Linked DNA regions of Homo sapiens: region 2 is linked to region 1. The links are chromatin contacts, found by Hi-C or POLR2A ChIA-PET in ENCODE. All regions are on one chromosome and are shown on one strand. The core of a region is the stretch at or near the end of the contact, and the rest is flanking DNA. Distances in the headings are between cores, read along the strand shown. Region 1 has its middle 15 kb from the start of ASPRV1. Region 2 holds the start of SNRNP27 (small nuclear ribonucleoprotein U4/U6.U5 subunit 27).

What was found. A loop is a pair of places that touch in the nucleus more often than their neighbours do. ChIA-PET counts read pairs that join two places held with the same protein, here RNA polymerase II (POLR2A). Pooled maps may share reads with other maps.
Region 2: a pooled map shows a loop between it and region 1 (2.5-fold over the local background). The contact joins the promoter of SNRNP27 here to the enhancer-like site in region 1. A Hi-C loop is called at or near these places in 3 of 50 pooled maps. POLR2A ChIA-PET finds 5 or more read pairs at or near these places in 5 of 52 experiments (A549, Panc1, activated CD4-positive, alpha-beta T cell and 2 more).

What each region holds. Positions count from the first base shown.
Region 1 is chr2:69,945,408-69,948,185 of GRCh38, forward strand. It overlaps a transcript of ASPRV1 not described here. Among named protein-coding and RNA genes, the nearest start is that of ASPRV1, 15 kb to the right of the region's middle. RefSeq lists an enhancer at 1,076-2,275. Within about 2 kb of position 1,329, at least 12 of the 41 ENCODE cell types and tissues checked have a DNase peak (open chromatin) inside an H3K27ac peak, as active enhancers do; they include Panc1, where a contact is called at or near this core.
Region 2 is chr2:69,892,516-69,895,293 of GRCh38, forward strand. SNRNP27 (small nuclear ribonucleoprotein U4/U6.U5 subunit 27) reads left to right here and starts at 1,441. Exons shown (of 6, transcript NM_006857.3): 1 at 1,441-1,503; 2 at 2,579-2,699. The coding sequence starts at 1,470. RefSeq lists enhancers at 1,066-2,001, 1,744-1,803, 2,002-2,778.

The DNA.
Region 1 (2,778 bases), core at 79-2,578:
CAGCCCAAACTGGGTGGCGAGGCAGCTCCCTGCCCACTCTGTTCCATGCAGAATTCTGGAGTCATTGCCTCTGCGAGTGTCCTTGTGGAGACTAGATGAGGTAGATGTGGCTGCTGGCTGCTGGCTGGGTTGAACATGTTGCCCAGAGGAAAGGGAAGCTTTGTGTTGGGACAGAGTGACTAACCCACTTTCAGGCAGACGGCAGGGCAGGCTCTAACTGGCTGAAGCTTCCGGGAGCCTCCCCGGCTGTGGGTGAAGGCAGCGTGTCTGGTGAAGGCAGGCTAGGGATGTAATGGGACAGGCGAACCATCTTATCCAAAGGGATGACCACAGGAAGAGCCAGGACGGAGGCCAAGGGCATGCACCTGAGGCCAGGTCTGAGCGGGTGGACTGGGGGTATTGGAGCTAGAGAGGCCCACTCAGGCCCTGGAGAAAAGGGCAGGGGCTTTTCTAGGATGCTCTTGGCCTTGCCTGGGGGCAGAGGTGAGGAAGACAGTCAACGCAGGGAGCTCTGTGTCAGAAATACGTCTGCCTTCAAAGAAAGCAGCCATCCTGGAGGAGAAGGCACCTGGGAGGGCCTTAGGGATAGGGGAAAGAGAGAAAGGCACTGGCCAACCAACACCATTGGCCAGCCAGACAGCCGGGCTGGGTGACACCTGGAGATAGCCCCCAGCCATGCACAGGGACCAGTGGGCGTGGGAGAACCAGTATCTGTTTAGTTACAAGCAGAACATCCAACACACTCGCCTTGCCACGCTGATACTGTCATCCCCCAGAAGGCGGAAAAAACCATTGCTGTGAAGCATTCGAGCCAGTAATGACCAACAGAGACCAATAGGCTGGCCAAGTGGAAATAGAAACTCAGGGGGAGTGCCCATGTCCCCTAGGTACCCCGGAAGGTGGTCCTGGGTGATGGTCACGTGCACAGACTCTGGTCAAATGGAGCTAAGGGTCGATGCCAACTCCACCCTTAACACCCTCGGTGACCCCAGGCAAGTATCTGGGACTCTGCTGACCCGGTCTGTAGAGTGAGGATAATAACAGCATGTACTTCCCAGGGCTGCTAGGGGGATTAAGTAAGGTAAAGTATGCAAACAGCTTTTCCCCATGCCTGACATGCAGAAAGCATTCAGTACATATGAGCAATTATAATCATTTTCCCAGCCAAGGAGAGAACGTTCGAACACTGTCTGGCATGTGACTTGGATTTTCAGAATACAAAATTCCAACACTCAGAGAAGAAATAAGCTTGGAAGGGAAAATTACATTAGAGGGTGGGGAAGTGTTCAAATATGTCATTCTGACTGTGCTGTTTAGACAACAAACAGTAGGCAGGAAGTGGTTAAACCGAAAGGGGGAGCAGAGGGTGACTCAGGGACAGAATGTGGGCATTGACAGTGGAGGGGTGGCTATTTTCCAGGTAGTATCTCACCTATGTGCTGTTCGGAAGGTCAAAACGACCCTAAGACCCCGCCAGCCCTACAGGGCAGTTCCTCTCATAGAGAGACCAGATCATACAGAGGTGGCTCAGAGAGAGAGACAGAGGGAAGCCCTTGCTAAAATGCCCATATGTTGCAAGTATCTCATCAGAAGAGGCCAAATGACTTCAGTTCCCGCATTCACACGTACCTTTGCACTGCAAATTCAGAACAACCGTAGGTAGAGCTCTACCCAGACGGGGACAACTCCACACTTCAAGTATGACCTCTGAGCAACTGCAGAGGTTGTGATGATTCTTGGCTACTTTGCAGTTAATAACTTTGGTCAAAGAAGCTACCAGTCAATGCAGACTAGCACAGGGCATGGAACAGTGTGTGGCCCAGAAGAGGTATCAGTGGAAGAGTAAAGAGATAATCAGGATGGAACCTGGCCCTGCTTTCTTGTCACCACACTTTATAATGTTAGGGAAAAGTATTCTTTTGGAACTCATTGCAGCAATCCCATTGCTTTCCCCTGAAAAACAGGTGTGTTTACCTCAGGGAAACAGTGAATCATGCAACAGATCATCTTTCTCTTCTCCCTTTGGCTGTCAGGAAACTCAGAGCCAAATTCACACTTCACCTTTAGTAATTTTGTGAGAACCTGTAATGTGCATGTTTGTGACCCAGTTTCCCCTTAGTCTCTTCTCTGGCCTTGGCTTTTACTCAACATCTTTCCTATTTTAGTATTTGTAATTTTGGAAGTTACTTCCGATCCACCTTTGTAGAGAACAAGAGGATACTGCCATGCGGAATCACAGTGTAAAATAAAAAATGCTTTTGCAAGCAGACGGAAGTGAGGTTGACTAAGCAGGAGTGAGGTTATTGGGGTCAAGGGTGTGGAGAGGGAAGGTGAATGTGAGGGGTTTTTGGTTTTTTTGTTTGTTTGTTTGGTTATGGAAACAAACTTGCCAAGGACTAGGAGGGTGGTGCCCCAGGGCTGGAAATAATCCCTCCTGTCTAGAAGAACTGGGGCTCCTTTGGGGATATCCGCAGAGGCCAGAGGCAGTGGCAGTGCTGACCTGGGTCTGATTCCCCTGCCAGAAACAGGAAGGAATGCCACCCTTTCTCCTCAACTGGAGAAAGTTCGTTGGATTGCAAGTAAATGAGAATAGTGGTTCTATGGAACTAGCTTTGAATCGGATGTTACAGATTTTTTAGGAGTAAGCCAGAGAGACAGAGGGAGACCCCGTCTCTCAAAAAAAAAAAAAAATTAGCCGAGGTAGTGGCCTGTGCCTGTGGTCCCAGCTACCTGGGAGGCTGAGGCAGGAGAATTGCTTGAGCCCAGGGAGGTGGAGGC
Region 2 (2,778 bases), core at 191-2,690, 53 kb before region 1:
GGATCTTTCCTGGAAGTTTGGGTTGGGACAGGTATTAAACAGGCCACTCTGAATGTATAAATCTAATTAAAAATTTATGTGATTGGTGGGCATTTTTTCCAACCTAATAAAGTCCCTTTCCATCCCCCAGCTCTTTGTATTTTAAAAGCCAGGTCACTAGACTTGATAATTCTAGAGAGAGCTGACTGAAAAGAGTTGGTTTGATTAGAAACAGAGGTTCAACACTTTTACACTGTTGGTGGGAATGTAAATTAGCTCAACCATTGTGGAAGACAATGTGGTGTTTCCTCAAAGACCTAAAACCAGAAATACCATTTGACCCAGCAATCCCATTACTGGGTATATACCCAAAGGAATATAAATAATTTTATTACGAAGATACTTGCACGCATATGTTCACTGCAGTACTATTCACAATAGCGAAGACATAGAATCAACCCAAATGCCCATCAATGATAGACTGGATTAAAAAAATGTGGTACGTATACACCATGGAATACTACACAGCCATAAAAAGGAACGAGATAATGTCCTTTGCAGGGACATGGATGGAACTAGAAGCCATTATCTTCAGCAAACTAACACAGAAACAGAAAACCAAACATTGCATGTTCTCACTTATAAGTAGGAGCTGAACAATGAGAACACATGGGCACAGGGAGAGGAACAACACACACTGGGGCCTGTAGGGGGAGGAGCTGGGGAGAGGGAGAGCATTGGGAAGAATAGCTTAATAGATGCAAGGCTTAATGGGTTGATAGGTGTAGCGAACCACCATGGCACACATTTACCTATGTAACAAAACTGCACATCCTGCAAATGTACCCTGGAACAAAATAAAATAAAATAAGAAATAGAGGTTTGAGTCTTTCCTGGTAAGCATATTTATGCTCTACCACAGACGGTTCAGCCTTGGGGCAAGACAGTCTTTCTCCTAATTTTTGTAGTTTTGAACATTCTAAAGTTTTTGTTGTTGTTGTTGTTGTTTTCCCTGAGGACAGAGGCAACTTTGGGGAAGTACTTTGTCGGGTAGGATGGAATCTGGGGCCTTTAGTTTTCCTTCCAAGAGCCCATAGGAGGTTTTGGGTGCCTTCTCAATGCTGGCATGAGAAAATATAAAGCAGATGGACAGTGAACTTTGGTATATTCACTCCTTATGAATGTTATGTGGAAAAGTGGAAGAACATAAGCTGTTTGTCTATGCTATGTTTACAATTGGTTTGCTCTATTTTGTGCATGTGGACAAAAATGGGGGAAAAATGAAAGCTGTGTTAGGATAATGGGTATACGGCTGAATTTTCCAGGAATTTCTATAATAACACCAAATCGCATGTTTTAATGCCCACCGTGAACAAAGAAGACCGGAACCCTCGCAACTCGTTTTGACGTTTTCTGGTCGGCGGTAAAAGCTCGGTTCCCGGCCCTCCCGGAAGTTGTTGCACAGTTGTTTCCGGGAAGCGGGACTCCAAATGGGTCGCAGTCGCAGCCGCTCTCCACGGAGGGGTGAGTCCTGTAGCAATTCGGAGGATATGGGGCTCTGTTGGAGGCCTGTCCCTTTTGTTTTATTTTGTTTTGTTTTTGGTAGCCGCGTAGCAGAGAGGCGGGCCCTTTTCCCAGGCGGAGAGCGAGGGGTGGATAAAGGAACGTAGACCTGGGCCCTGCCCTCTTCAGCCCGCCCTCTCCGGTTTGAAGGCAGTTGTTTGTCTCTGAATTAGTTTCATTAAGTCTTTGTCACCTTCATACAATAACTTTTATTACACTGTGGCCGGTGGGTTTAGAATTAGACCTCAGTTCCTTTGCTGAATTTCTGGGCGACGGTGGGCAAGTCACTACTCAGCCTTTCTGAATCGAATTCCCAGAATGAGTCATTGAGGGTAGTATTGCCAACTTTTAAAAACTGATGTGAGAATTAATGTCACATCCCATAACATACAGTATGTGATTCTGCCTGGTTCTTAAATACTTAATAAATGTTAGATTCCTGCCCAGGTCATTACAGGGAAATCGATATTAAGAATTTTGAGTCCTGGGAGCTCACTTCGTAATGTTTTCTGGCTACCAGCCCCATAAATGAGGCAGCGCGACGTAAAGAACCCTGGACTTCCATTAGGAGATCTAACTTAGACCCTCGGTTCTGCCCCTGATTCGTTTTTTTTTTAAATCAATTTATTTATTTTTAATGAGACAGAGTCTCGCTCTGTCGCCCGCCCAGGCTGGAGTGCAGTGGCCGATCTCAGCTCACTGCAACCTCCACCTCCTGGGTTCAAGCGATTCTCATGCCTCAGCCTTCCGAGTAGCTGGGATTACCCGTCCGTGCCACCACGCCTGGCTAATTTTTGTATTTTTATTAGAGACGGGGTTTCGCCGCGTTGGCCAGGCTGGTCTCGAACTCCTGACCTTGTGATCCGCCCGCCAGCCTCACAAAGTGCTGGGATTACAGGCGTGAGCCACCGCTCCCAGCCTCTTTTTACCTTTTTAATGTGACTAGTAATGGTTTGCATTATTTTTCTACTGGACGGCGCAGCTCTAGATATTTGAGGTAATTATCAGTTCTGCAATTTGTGTGCGTTTGCATTAGAACGTAGGCGTTCCCGGTCCACATCCCGGGAGAGAGAACGCAGGCGCCGAGAAAGGTCCAGGTCTCGGGAGAGAGATCGGAGAAGGAGCCGCTCGCGATCCCCGCACCGAAGACGCTCCCGGTAAGGGCAGAAAATAAGCCAAGAGTTTTATTTACCGAAAGTCCCTAAGAAACTGGTCGCAGCTCTTAACTTTGTTTTC